2 separate regions of the Homo sapiens genome follow, and region 2 is linked to region 1. A link is a loop called in an ENCODE intact Hi-C map of the cell type or tissue named here. Cell type or tissue: tibial artery. All regions are shown on one strand. Links, peaks and the distances in the headings refer to the core of each region. The heading gives the core; the rest is flanking DNA.

The links. Peaks named below come from ENCODE experiments on the same cell type or tissue, not always from the same donor. Only the 100,000 strongest peaks of a DNase experiment are listed, where the experiment ranks them.
Region 2: it touches region 1 in a loop (9-fold over the local background); 1 of 110 quality-filtered maps calls a loop at or near these places.

The regions. Positions count from the first base shown.
Region 1 is chr7:75,066,207-75,073,057 of GRCh38, reverse strand. RCC1L (RCC1 like) reads left to right here. Exons shown (of 11, transcript NM_030798.5): 2 at 2,289-2,418; 3 at 6,266-6,394. Among named protein-coding and RNA genes, the nearest start is that of RCC1L, 4.2 kb to the left of the region's middle. In tibial artery, for the core only: no CTCF peak of the experiment used is centred there; a DNase peak (open chromatin) is centred at 3,568; H3K27ac peaks cover 199 bases.
Region 2 is chr7:75,415,945-75,422,095 of GRCh38, reverse strand. It overlaps POM121C (POM121 transmembrane nucleoporin C), which reads left to right. Exons shown (of 15, transcript NM_001099415.3): 13 at 1-587; 14 at 2,654-2,776; 15 at 3,203-5,310. The coding sequence ends at 3,300. It also overlaps the pseudogene NSUN5P1. Among named protein-coding and RNA genes, the nearest start is that of TRIM73, 23 kb to the right of the region's middle. In tibial artery, for the core only: no CTCF peak of the experiment used is centred there; a DNase peak (open chromatin) is centred at 2,761.

The DNA.
Region 1 (6,851 bases), core at 510-5,509:
TGCAGGAGTTCTGATGTTAGGAAAGCAAAATTCAAAAGTCCATTGAAAATGTATACCAGCTGAGGTGTTTCAATGAACAACTCAGAAAGGGGATTTTTTTGTTTTAATTTATTTTTTAGAGACAGGGTCTCGCTCTGTCGCTCAGGCTGGAGTGCAGTGGTGTCATCATAGCTCACTGCAGCCTCGACCTCCTGGGCTCAAGAGATCGTCCTGCCACCTAGCCCGGCAAATTTTTGTATTTTTAGTAGAGATGGGGTTTCGCCATGTTTGCTAGACTGGTCTTGAACTGAACTCAAGCGATCCGCCCGCCTTGGCCTCCCAAAGTGCTGGGATTACAGGCGTGAGCCACTGTGCCTGGCTGAAAGAGGATTGATTTTAAAATCAAACCATCTTTGGTCTATATCCAACCTCACTGGAAGCCCCGGTTTTCTCATCGGGTCAGTGAAGGGAGGATTGATGAGAGTGTAGTTAAAACACCCAACAAAGACCTTGGGGTTGTCACTGTGTTAAATTCACAGTAGCTGTAGTACTGAGTTTTCCTTTTCATGGTAATAGCCTGAGTACGTAACGGTGTAGTGTCAGTGAAAAGCATGCAGTCAAGTTACTCAACCTTTAGAAGCCACACTTTCTCATCTGCCTTATACTACTGCTAACAGCAATAAGAAATAGAAAATATAATAACAAAAGCAATAACAAAAACTAAACAACAACAACAAAAAGCATACAATATAGGCCAGGTGCGGTAGCTCATGCCTGTAATTTCAGCACTTTGGGAGGCCAAGGCAGGAGGATCATTTGAGTTCAAGAGTTTGAGACCAGCCTGGGTAACACAGTGAGAACTCATCTCTCTGTCTCTCTCTCTCTCCATATATATATATATATATATATATATATATGTATATGTATATGTATATGTATAAATTTAAAATACAAAATAGAGTACAAAATATAGGTTTGTTTTTTTTTTTTGATCTGGCTCTGTTGCCCAGGCTGGAGTACAGTGGCGTGATCATGGGTCACTGCAGCCTCGACCTCCTGGATTCAAGTGATCCTCCTGCTTCAGCCTCCCATGTAGCTGGGACCAAGCTTAAATTTTGATTTTTTCATAGAGACAGGTTGTCACTTTGTTGCCTAGGCTCAAAATATAGCTCTTACCTTGAGATGGGTACTATTCCCTATAAGGGCTTTAGCTATATTAACTCGTTTAGTCTTCACAACAGCTTAGTGAGAGAGATGGTACTATTATCATCTTTACTTTTTAGAGAAGGAGAAACAGATATAGAGGTAAAGTAATCTATCTCAGATCACACAGTTGGTAAGGATGGGGCCAGGATTCAAAACTAAGGAGATCTGTCAACTTACCTACCGCGCTAAGAGATGGTGGTGTTTTTTGTTTTGTTTTGTTTTGTTTTGTTTTTGAGACAGAGTCTTATTCTGTCACCCAGGCTGGAATGCAGTGGCGCCATCTTGGCTCACTGCAACCTCTGCCTCCCAGGTTCAAGCACTTCTCCTGCCTCCCGAGTAGCTGAGATTACAGGCGCACGCCACCATGCCTAGCTAATTTTTGTATTTTTAGTAGAGATGGGGTTTCACCATGTTGGCCAAAGCGGGTCTCAAACTCCTGACCTCAAGTGATCTGCCTGCCTCAGCCTCCCAAAGTGCTGGGATTACAGGTGTGAGCCACCGTACTCGGCTGCTGCTAGATAGTGTCTTGATCTTGGTGAATGGGGATGGTAATACCTAGTGGTAAGCTGACATAGACCATAAATAGACTATATTTATGGTCTATGTGTAAATCACCCTTCATAGAGTGATTATAAAGATTAAATGAGATAATACTTATCAAACATATAGTAAATGCTCAATAAATGCTAGTTGCTGTCTTAATAATATGTGTTCTTGGGCCAGGCACGGTGGCTGACGCATATAGTCCCAGCACCTTGGGAAGCCAAGGCGGACAGATCACTTGAGGCCGGGAATTTGAGATCACCTGGGCCAACATAGTGAAATTCTGTCTCTACTAAAAATACAGAAGTTAGCCAGACGTGGTGTGCACACCTGTAGTCCCAGCTACTTGGGAGGCTTGAACCTGGGAGATGGAGATTGCAGTGAGCCGAGATTGCGCCACTGCACTCCAGCCTGGGCAACAGAGTGAGACTGTCTCAAAAACAAAAACAAAACCCCCGTAAATAGTATGTGTTCTTGGATTTGATAAATAACCTGTCATTTACTACTGAACAAACTTGACATTATAAATCAGTTCATGCTTTGTGGGAACTGCTTTTCAGATTTCATCTGCTGCTTGCGGCTATGGATTCACACTGCTGTCCTCTAAGACTGCGGATGTTACGAAAGTCTGGGGGATGGGACTCAACAAAGATTCTCAGCTTGGATTTCACAGGAGCCGGAAAGATAAAAGTGAGCATCCCTACCTTGTCTCCTCTTTGCCGGGATTGGTCTGAGAAAGCTCTTTTTTTGTATTTTTTTTGAGACAGAGTCTCAGTCTGTTGCCAGGCTAGAGTGCAGTGGCGAGATCCTGGCTCACTGCAACCTCCACCTCCCGGGTTCAAGTGATTCTCCTGCCTCAGCCTCCCGAGTAGCTGGGATTACAGGCACATGCCACCATGCCTGCCTAATTTTTGCATTTTTAGTAGAGTTGGGGTTTCACTATGTTCACCAGGCTGGTCTCGAACTCCTGAGCTCAGGTGATCCACCCTCCTCAGCCTCCCAAAGTGCTGTGATTACAGGCATGAGGCACAGCGCCCAGCCCTCCCTTTGGTGTTCAAGAACATGGTTACATAAACAAAGAAATAGCAAAGAAATAGAGGAAGACTTAAAGGGATGTTGTTTGAAACCATCTGGGCTAGGTTATTTTTTAGCCTCTTTGGTAACAATGTTGAACCCTCAGGCAAAAGGCAAGCACCTGGCATTTGCAGATAAGTAAAGATGTTCTTTTGTGGCCTAAAAGAGATGACCTTTTTTTCCTGGCTTGGAGACAGACAGCGTGAAGTACTCTGCAGTGCCTAGAATATGTTTTGGAGGGAAAAAGCATTGAAATCGTTAACATGGAGGCTTTATTCCAAATGTTTGAGCCTTGGATTGTAAAAATGTTAGAAATAACTTATAATGGCATTTTAAAAAGTAGACATTAGCCTGGCTGGGCGTGGTGCCTCACGCCTGTAGTCCCAGCACTTTGGGAAGCCGAGGAGGGCAGCCTGTAATCCCAGCACTTTGGGAAGCCGAGGAGGGCAGATCACTTGAGGCCAGGAGTTCGAGACCAGCCTGGCCAACATGGTGAAACCCCGTCTCTACTAAAAATATAAAAAATTAGCCGGGCATGGTGGCACGCACCTGTATAGTCCCAGCTACTTCGGAGGCTGAGGCACAAGAATCTCTTGAACCTGGGAGGTGGAGGTTGCAGTGAGTCGAGATCATGCCACTACACTCCAGCTTGGGTGACAGAGTGAGACTGTCCTAAACAAACAAACAAACAAACAGAAAAGTAGACATTAGCTAAAAATTACTGTGAGAACAGTAAGAAATATTTCCTTGGCCAGGCACAGGGGCTCACGCCTGTAATCCCAGCACTTTGGGAGGCCGAGATGGGAGGGATTGCTTGAGGCCTGGAGTTCCAGACCACGCTGGGCAACATAGCGAGACTCTGTCTCTAAAAAAAAGAAATGAAAAACGAAAAAGAATTAGCTGAGCATGGTGGCATGCACCTATAATCCTAGTTACTCCAGAGGCTGAGGTAGGAGGATTGCTTGAGCCCAGGAGTTTGAGGCTGCAGTGAGCGGTGATTGCGCCACCGCACTCCAGCCTGGGCAACAGAGCAAGATCATGTCTCTTAAAAAAAAGAAAAAAGAAAGAGTTCCTAAAATAGAGAGGAAATGCCAGGCGCAGTGGCTCACGCCTGTAATCCCAGCACTTTGGGAGGCCGAGGCGGGTGGATCACGAGATCAGAAGTTTGAGACCAGCCTGACCAACATGGTGAAACCCCGTCTCTACTAAAAATGCAAAAATTAGCTGGGCATGGAGGCGCGCGCCTGTAATCCCAGCTATTCGGGAGGCTGGGGCAGGAGAATCGCTTGAACTGGGAGGCAGAGGTTGCAGTGAGCCGAGATCGCACCACTGCCCTCCAGCCTGGGCGACAGGGCAAGACTCCGTCTCAAAATAAATAAAAGATAAATAAATAAATAAATATAAAATAACATAGGAAATTACCCAGAAGTACATACTGGACAAACCTTTCATTTTTGTTTTTTCCTGTTCCCTTGTTCACAGACAAATACATTTTTACATACATAGCATATATTTTGTTTTCTGTCTTTTTTCATTTATTTTGTATCAGATATCTTTTTTGTTTGTTTGTTTGAGATGGAGTCTTGCTGTCGCCCAGGCTGGAGTGCAGTGGCATGATCTCAGCTCACTGCAACCTCCACCTCCTGGGTTCAGGTGATTCTGTTGCCTCGGCCTCCTGAGTAGCTGGTACTACAGGCGCCCGCCATCACACCTGGCTAATTTGGGGATTTTAGTAGAGACGGGGGTTTCACCACGTTGGCCAGGTTGGTGTTGAACTCCTGACCTCAAGTGGTCCACCTGCCTTGGCCTCCCAGAGTGCTGGGATTACAGGTGTGAGCCACCATGCCCGACCTATATATCAGATGTCTTTTATAAGTCAGTATAGAAGTCTTTATTAGCTGTAAGATGTTACATTACTTTTTTTTTTTTTTTTTTGAGTCAGAGTTTCACTCTCGTTGCCCAGGCTGGAGTGCAATGGCGTGATCTTGGCTGACCGCAGCCTCCTCCTCCTGGATTTAAGCAATTCGCTTGCCTCAGCTTTCCAGGTAGCTGGGATTTACAGGCATGTGCCACCATGCCTGGCTAATTTTGTATTTTTAGTAGAGATGGGGTTTCTCCACGTTGGTCAGGCTGGTCTCAAGCTCCCGACCTCAGGTGATCCACCTGCCTCGGCCTCCCAAAGTGGTGGGATTACAGGCGTGACCCACCGTGCCCGGCCCGCGTTACATTTTTTATACCTTTTATTCAGAGCAATTTTAGACTTACAGAAGTGTGCAGAGTAGTATGATGTGGCATCACCAGCTTCAGGCATCATCAACTCATGCCAGTCTCGTTTTCTTCATTTTTCCCACCTTCCCCCTCAATAAATTTGAAGCAAATTCCAACAGTTTAATTTTTTGGGGGGGTAAGGGGAGACAGGGTCTTGCCCTGTCACCCATGCTGGAGTGCAGTGTCATGATCACTGCTCACTGCAGCCTTAACCTCCCTGGCCCAAGTGATCCTCCCATCTCAGCCTCCAAAGTAGCTGGAAGTGATCCTCCCACCTCAGCCTCCCAAGTAGCTGGGACCAACAGGCATGCACCATGATGCTTGGCTGATTTTTGTATTTTTGTATTTTTTTTTTAAAACAGTGTCTCGCTCTGTCTCCCAGAAGGCTGGAGTGCAGTGGTGCAATCTTGGCTCACTGGCAACCTCCGCCTCCTGGGTTCAAGCAGTTCTCCTGCCTCAGCCTCCTAAGTAGCTGGGACTACAGGCGTCCACCATCACGTCTGGCTAATTTTGTATTTTTAGTAGAGACGGGGGTTTCACCTTGTTGGCCAGGTGGGTATCAAACTCCTGACCTCAAGTGATCCGCCTGCCTTGGCCTCCCAAAGCGCTGGGATTACAGGCATGAGCCACTGCCCGGCCAAGATTTCTTTAATAAGAAGACGAAGTATGCATTTTTTTTTTTTTTCCAGATGAAGTCTCGCTCTTGTCCCCCAGGCTGAAGTGCAATGGCGCAATCTCAGCTCACTGCAACCTCCGCCTTCCGGGTTCAAGCAGTTCTTCTGCCTCAGCCTCCCGAGTAGCTGGGATTAGAGGCGCCCGCCACCATGCCCGGCTAATTTTTGTATTTTAAATAGAGATGGGGTTCACCATTTTGGCCAGGCTAGTCTCGAACTCCTGACCTCAGGTGATCTGCCCGCTTCGGCCTCCCAAAGTGCTGGGATTACAGGCATGAGCCACTGCGCCCAGCCAGAAGACCAAGTATGCTTTTCTGGAACCCGCATTATGTAATAGAGACAGCCCATGCCATGGGCTGGGAGTTGGGCTTCTGGTCCTTGCTCTGCGCCTAACTTACCTGTCTTGATGAGTCTTTCCTACCTCCGACTCTCTTTTTTCCAGTGTAGTAGCGTGGAGTTGGACAGTATGATTTCCAGTGGTAGAAATGCATGCCTCAATCAGTGTCCTGTGTCTTTTCCAGCGAGGGGCTACGAGTATGTGTTGGAGCCCTCACCCGTCTCCCTGCCTCTGGACAGACCTCAGGAGACACGGGTGCTGCAGGTCTCCTGCGGCCGAGCTCACTCTCTTGTGTTGACTGACAGGGAAGGAGGTGAGTTGACCTATTGAAGGGTGATGGAAGAGTGCAGGGACCATTTCACTGTGAACTGGAGCCTCAAATCAGGCCTGAGTGGCTTGATCGATTGAGCCACATCTAATGAGTGAAATGTGGTATTTCCTGAGCAGATCAGTGGGATTGCTCAAGACAGCTGGACAAACCTTGTTGATTCTTTATTTATTTTTATTTATTTATTATTTTTTTGAGATGAAGTCTCGCTCTGTCGCCCAGGCTGGAGTGCAGTGGTGTAATCTCGGCTCACTGCAAGCTCCACCTCCTGGGTTCACGCCATTCTCCTGCCTCAGCCTCCTGAGTAGTAGCTGGGACTACAGGTGCCCGCCACCACATCCAGCTAATTTTTTGTATTTTTAGTAGAGACGGGGTTTCACCATGTTAGCCAGGATGGTCTCAATCTCCTGACCTCGTGATCCGCCCGCCTTAGCCTCCCAAA
Region 2 (6,151 bases), core at 1-5,000, 350 kb before region 1:
GCCAGCCCTTACCCCCAGCTTTGGCAGCTCTTTCACTTTTGGAAACTCTGCAGCCCCGGCCCCGGCTACTGCACCCACACCTGCACCTGCGTCCACGATCAAGATCGTGCCTGCGCACGTGCCTACGCCCATCCAGCCTACCTTTGGCGGTGCCACGCACTCGGCGTTTGGATTGAAAGCCACGGCTTCCGCCTTCGGCGCTCCCGCCAGCTCACAGCCCGCCTTTGGCGGCTCCACTGCTGTCTTCTCCTTCGGTGCAGCCACCAGCTCCGGCTTTGGAGCCACCACCCAGACCGCCAGCAGCGGGAGCAGCAGCTCGGTGTTTGGCAGCACAACACCATCACCCTTCACGTTTGGGGGTTCGGCAGCCCCCGCTGGCAGTGGGAGCTTTGGGATCAACGTGGCCACCCCAGGCTCCAGCGCCACCACCGGAGCTTTCAGCTTTGGAGCAGGACAGAGTGGGAGCACAGCCACCTCCACCCCCTTCACAGGGGGCTTAGGTCAGAACGCCCTGGGCACCACCGGCCAGAGCACACCGTTTGCCTTCAACGTGGGCAGCACAACTGAGAGCAAACCTGTGTTTGGAGGTAAGGAGGGGCGTGGACTTGGGCTACCGGGCCGGACACTGAAAAGCTGTGCCTGTGAAGCCTGTGGTCTCGGGGAGCTTATGCTGTGGCAGTGAAGAGACAGGCACTGAATATAGAACTCAGTGAGATGCCAGGGCATGATACATGTTTTGCTAACGTAGTAATGACTGGAGGAGCCATTGTGGATTTAACTGGTCAAAGGCCTTCTGAGTACTTAACAATTGTAAGCTGAAGGTTGGGCGCAGTGGCTCATGCTTGTAATCCCAATATTTTGGGAGGCCAAGGAGGGTGGATCACTTGAGGACAGGAGTTCAAGACCAGCCTGGGCAACTTGGCGAAACCCTGTCTCTACTAAAAATACCAAAAAATTAGCCGGGCATGGTGGTACCCACCTGTAATCCCAGCTGCTCGGGAGGCTGAGGCAGAAGAATGTTTCAACCCAGGAGGTGGAGGTGGCAGTGAGCGAAGATCATGCCACACTGTACTCTGGCCTAGGTGACAGAGCAAGACTGTCTCAAGCGTAAGCTGAATATGGGGGTGGGGTGGGGGTGGGCACAGCACAAGTGGACATGCCTTTCAGGCCCAGGATGGCGCATGCAAAGGCCCAGAGGCAGAAACATGTTTGGTATGTTGAAGAGCAGAACAAAGACAAGCATGGCAGGAGGGCAGGAGCTAAAGCAGTGGTGTGGAAGGAGGCCAAGAGGCGAGGATTGTTTGTGGCCAGGGTTGGGTGTTTGGGTCTTAAGTGTTCAGGAAAACCATTGCAGAATCAGGCAGAAGGATGCAGTGATGGTTCCTCCCGTGTGGAAGATGAATGTAGATCCCATGGCTTCTGTTTGCTTCGTGAAGTAGGAGAGAAAATCTGGGAGAGGGAAGGTCGGGATAAAGTGTATAAAAAAGGGGTCTTTTGAAATAGTCATTTTGGACAGTGGGGGAAAGGAACATCATATTAAAAAGTGTGATCAGTTTCCAGGCAGTTTGTGGGCTGGAAAATTGTGATTGTGAAGTTAAAGTGAGGCCAGTTAGCATGGCGTGTGTTTCCCAGCGACACTGGGTATAGATCTAAGGTCAGCGGACAGCTGGTGCCACCCGGCTGTGGAGACCCCAGCAAGCACAGCAGGAGGGGCAGCGGGTCAGTGCCCCGATGCAGCTCAGGGGGTGCAGGAGTGGAGAGCGGGTGAAGTCAGCTGCAGGAGGGGTGGTGCCTGCAGGAGATTCGGGAGCCGGAGCAGTTGTGGTGACAGTGTGGCTGCAGGAGTGGTGGCAGGGGTCGGGGAGAGGAGGTCATGGGGGTGGCAGGGCCGAGGGGCTGAGAGGACCATCAGTCAGCCCCACAGGGCGAAGTCACCGTGAGTGGTGATGGGGAGGAAGCCAGTGAGCCAAGGGTCCTCTGTGAATCAGGGAGTGACCTGGCAGTTGACAGGTGACATGAGGACATGGCAGATTAAAGTGATTTGAACCTGAGTTACGGTATTTAGGGAAGGAAGAGAAACTGTGTGGAAGCAGCGTGGGAGCACAGGGAGCTTCCCCTTGTCCGGGCCGGAGGCCAAGCCCTGAGAGCAGCCATCCCTGCAGAGGGGCTGCCAGAGAGGGCATCGGGCAGGCAGCCAGAGCCAGTCAGGGCAAGGCCGGGGAAGGGAGGGGACCACGGGGCATCACAAAAGACACAGGACGGACAAACCAGGCTTCAGAGGGGAGGGGACGGTGGCTAGGGGGAAAAGGCCTGAACAGAGGAGGTAGCCAACCCAGGTACGCTAGGAGGCGGGGGCCCCAGAGTACTCCCCTCTGCAGCGATGGTCAGGAGGCCCACGAGGTGGCTGCGGGGCAGGGGGGCTTTTTCTCTGCCCTGGCGTGGCCATTAGCGGGTGGGAGAAGCAGGCTGAGCTGGGGCACCAGGCATGAAGACTCGGTTGTCTGGCTCAGCTGCTGATGGAGGAGTGCCCCAGAAGCAGAAGTGGGGCTGAGGGTCCCGTGGGAAGTGCCCTGCAGAGCACAGGCTCCTGCCCGGCTCCTCGCCTGCCTCCGCCCTCTGCTCACTGGCTAGCTCTCTGTTCTCTTCATTCCAGGCACCGCCACCCCCACCTTTGGTCAGAACACCCCTGCGCCTGGAGTGGGCACATCGGGCAGCAGCCTCTCCTTTGGGGCATCTTCAGCACCCGCCCAAGGCTTTGTTGGTGTTGGACCGTTCGGTAAGCAGCAAGCCACCCTGTGGCCCTGCTCGTCTGTCTGAGGAGAGGTTGGGTGGGGTGGCAGGCTCCTGGCCCTCTGAGGCCCCGTGAAGATCAGGTTCAGCACAGGAAAGACATTTCGGGTTAGGAGTACAGCACAGCCCAGGGATGGGAGTTGGATGGCAGAGATCAGAGAGGAGCTGTCCGGGGTGGAAGTTTGCCTCCCATGGGAAGCCAGGTAAAAATGGATTCGTGGGCCTCGCTCTGAGACTCTGGGAGTTTGCATTTCAGGAGGCTCCTCCCGTACAGTGTTTCTGACGCAGCGGGGAAAGCCCTATTGAGGCACCCTGTGTTTTATTACTGGCCTGGCCTTCCAGAGATTTGGGCACCCAGAGCCAGAGTCTCAGGTAGCAGCTGCCCTGATGAGGTCTTGTTGAATCTTTCCAGGATCGGCGGCCCCTTCATTTTCCATTGGTGCGGGATCCAAGACCCCAGGGGCTCGACAGCGACTGCAGGCCCGAAGGCAGCACACCCGCAAAAAGTAGCCTTTGTCCCCTGTCCCTGTTCCCCCCACCCCTTCCCTAAATCTGGACCTTGGCACGTGCTAGAAAGAGCCTTGGACCCTTCCAGCTGCGTAAAGCAAACCTACCCCGGATCTCTGGCTTCAGCCGCCAGGGGGCAGTGGCAGCCCTGGGGCCCTTTCCCTTCTGGAGGAAGCACAAGCCTCAGGGAAGGGGAAGCAGGATGCGGAGGGCCAAAGCCCGGGACCTCTACTTGAACAGTTCCACTGGGGAGGCTGGAGAACTAAGGACCTGTACATAGTGTCCGCTGCCCTGACTCCCGCTTAGCGCACCCTTAGGCAGGCGCCCCTTCCACCTTTCCCCGAGAGCCGTCGTCGCTGGAGGGGGCAGGGTCCAGCCCGCCTGGATCGGTGGTGTGCACCTGATGGGATTTGGGAAATGGGTTATCCCTAAAGCTTTATCTTGCTTGGCTTAGCTGTGAGAAGTGGTTCTCTTCCTCTGGTCCCTTCTGGGGACTCTGTTTCCCCATTTCTTGCTGCTGTGTCCCTCACCGGTTCCTTGCAGGATTCCCTCCTTTTTAAATGCCCTTGAATCTAGCTTTGCCTTGGAGACCCCAGTGGGTGCTGCTCCTGCCGTTTTCTTCCTGCCAAGCCTGAATCAATGTTTCATCTCCAACCCTCTGCCAGTTTGGCCCCTCAGAGCTTGGTGGCTCAAGACTGTTAGCCTGGCAGAGCCAGGGGTGAAGGGAGAAGCTCTTGGAGCAGGCAGGATGCCCACTGCTGCTTCAGCTGCCTCCTCGCCCAGCTACCCTTTGGCCCCATTGGGCCCTCGTCTGCCTCTCCAGGATTGTATGTTTCAAGCCTTGTCCTGTGTTCCTTTGTCTGACGCTCTGTGTATTGCTCTTTGAATCGAGTTTGGAGGAAGAGTTGAGTTGTATGAGTGGCGGCATGTTGGTAGTGCCGGACTTCCTGTTTCAAGTTTTCTGGGGCCTCGCTAATTGAATGTGGAAAGTAGCACCACTTGACGGCTACAAGTGCCGACTCCTGAATTTTCCCATGGTGTTCTGACTTCAAGGGCTGGCAGCCAGGGAGAATGGGCCCAGGGGAAGCAAAGACCTCTTCCCTCTGCGGTTTCTGTCCCACTTAACTGACCTCACTGGAGGCTACGTCACCCAAAGTAGATGTTAGAAAACCTAAATTAATGAACCATATTTTTAAAATCCTATTTTTCCCAAACAGGGCCCTCTGCAGCCCATCCTTTCCTTCCGTCCTTCTGAAACCACATACCCCAGGCCCAAGCGCCTTGCTGTCACGCCCAACCTCTTTGGGAGAAGTATGAATGCGTGTGTCTAAATTAAAAGAAAAAAATATTTAAACGTTTTTTAACAAAAATTTATTTTTGTATTTAAGCTAAATTGCCTTTTAAATTCCTTCAAGCTTGGTTCATTGAGGTGGTTAAGTATAAATGCTATTAACTAGGAATTAGCTGTATAGTTAAGTTATGCCTGTGCAAAGAAGAGGCTCAAATGCTGTCCCCGGCAGCTTTCCTGGGGGACTAGAGCTCCTTCTGGCCATGTTATATGAAATGTAATTCTTATTTTATAAATAATGTGATGTAGATGTAACCGGTGCCCCCTCCCCGTTGTGACTGAGGGCGAGTGTTATACCTGGCTGCGTGTGCAGCTGAGGAGGGAGTGAACCTCAAGCCTAAATACCTGTTAGGATTGGAGGGTCTGGGTGGGCCTGGGCCTAGCAATCAAGCTTCTACCTGTACCTTATGTAAGGTAGACCCTCCTAGTGTCAGTACCTGAGCTTGTTTACCTCAGTTCCGCAGGCAGGACAGCCGGTCCGGGAACCCTGAGTGAGAGTGAGTGTGGATGTGTACAGTACACACACTGGACGGCAGCGGGAGGCTGGGACTTTCCATTACAAATAGAGACTTCATTCCTGTTGAGTCTAGTTGGAATTTTTAGTATGAATGTGAGATTTTTCTCCTGCTTGTGACATTAAGAATAAAAAACTGTGATCTATCGTAGAGTACGTTCTGCATTTTATTTCTGCAGGCAACACTTTTGCTCACCAGCAAGAACACAGCCCGAGGAAGGGACCCAATAACCTTTCAAAATGCAAACTGCTGCCTGCGGTGAGGGCCCAGGGTCCTCCACGGAGAGGACAGGCATCTTCCTTTCCCACCAGGAAGGAGTCAGCCTGGAGCCTCTGCTATGTGCAAGGCGGTGTGCAAGCACCGGCTGCGGCTCTTTGCTGTCTCTTCTTTCTCTTTGGGGCTGGGCTGGGTGTGCGTTCTGGTGCTGATGCTTTGGCCTGTGAGGCTGAGCTAGAGAAGTGTAGATGTTAGATGTGCCAGTACCATCCTGCGCCTCCCAAGCATGCCCCCACTCACTCACATCGGCATCTCGACCCGTTCAATTACAGCAACGAAGAAGCCACCGCTAAGCGTGGTCTTGGGGGAAGCCCGGAGGCAGTGCTCGGCACCCGGGAACGTGCTCAGGCCTCGGTGGGGCCGGGCAGGCAGGGCGGGAGCTAGCCTGCAAGAGAAACAGCCCCAATGCTGGGTAAGAGAGCAGTTCACCCCATCCCCCCCTCCACGACCCTGGCGCCCGCCCTGTACCTGAAGGCGCCCGGGTTCTGCTGCAGCGCATCTGGTACCATGTCTTCATTCTCCTCCTGGCAGAGGGAGCACATGGAGTAGACGAGCCGCTGCAGGGAAGGGAAAGTGAGCGCGTGGCACAGGGCTCGCTGCTGGAACCCTGCCAGGGCATGCAGACGCACCGGGCTAGGTGTCCCTGCCCCGGGATCCTCCAGCTGTCTGCTCGGCATACCTAAGGAAAAGCGTGTCTCGGTTACACAGCTTCACA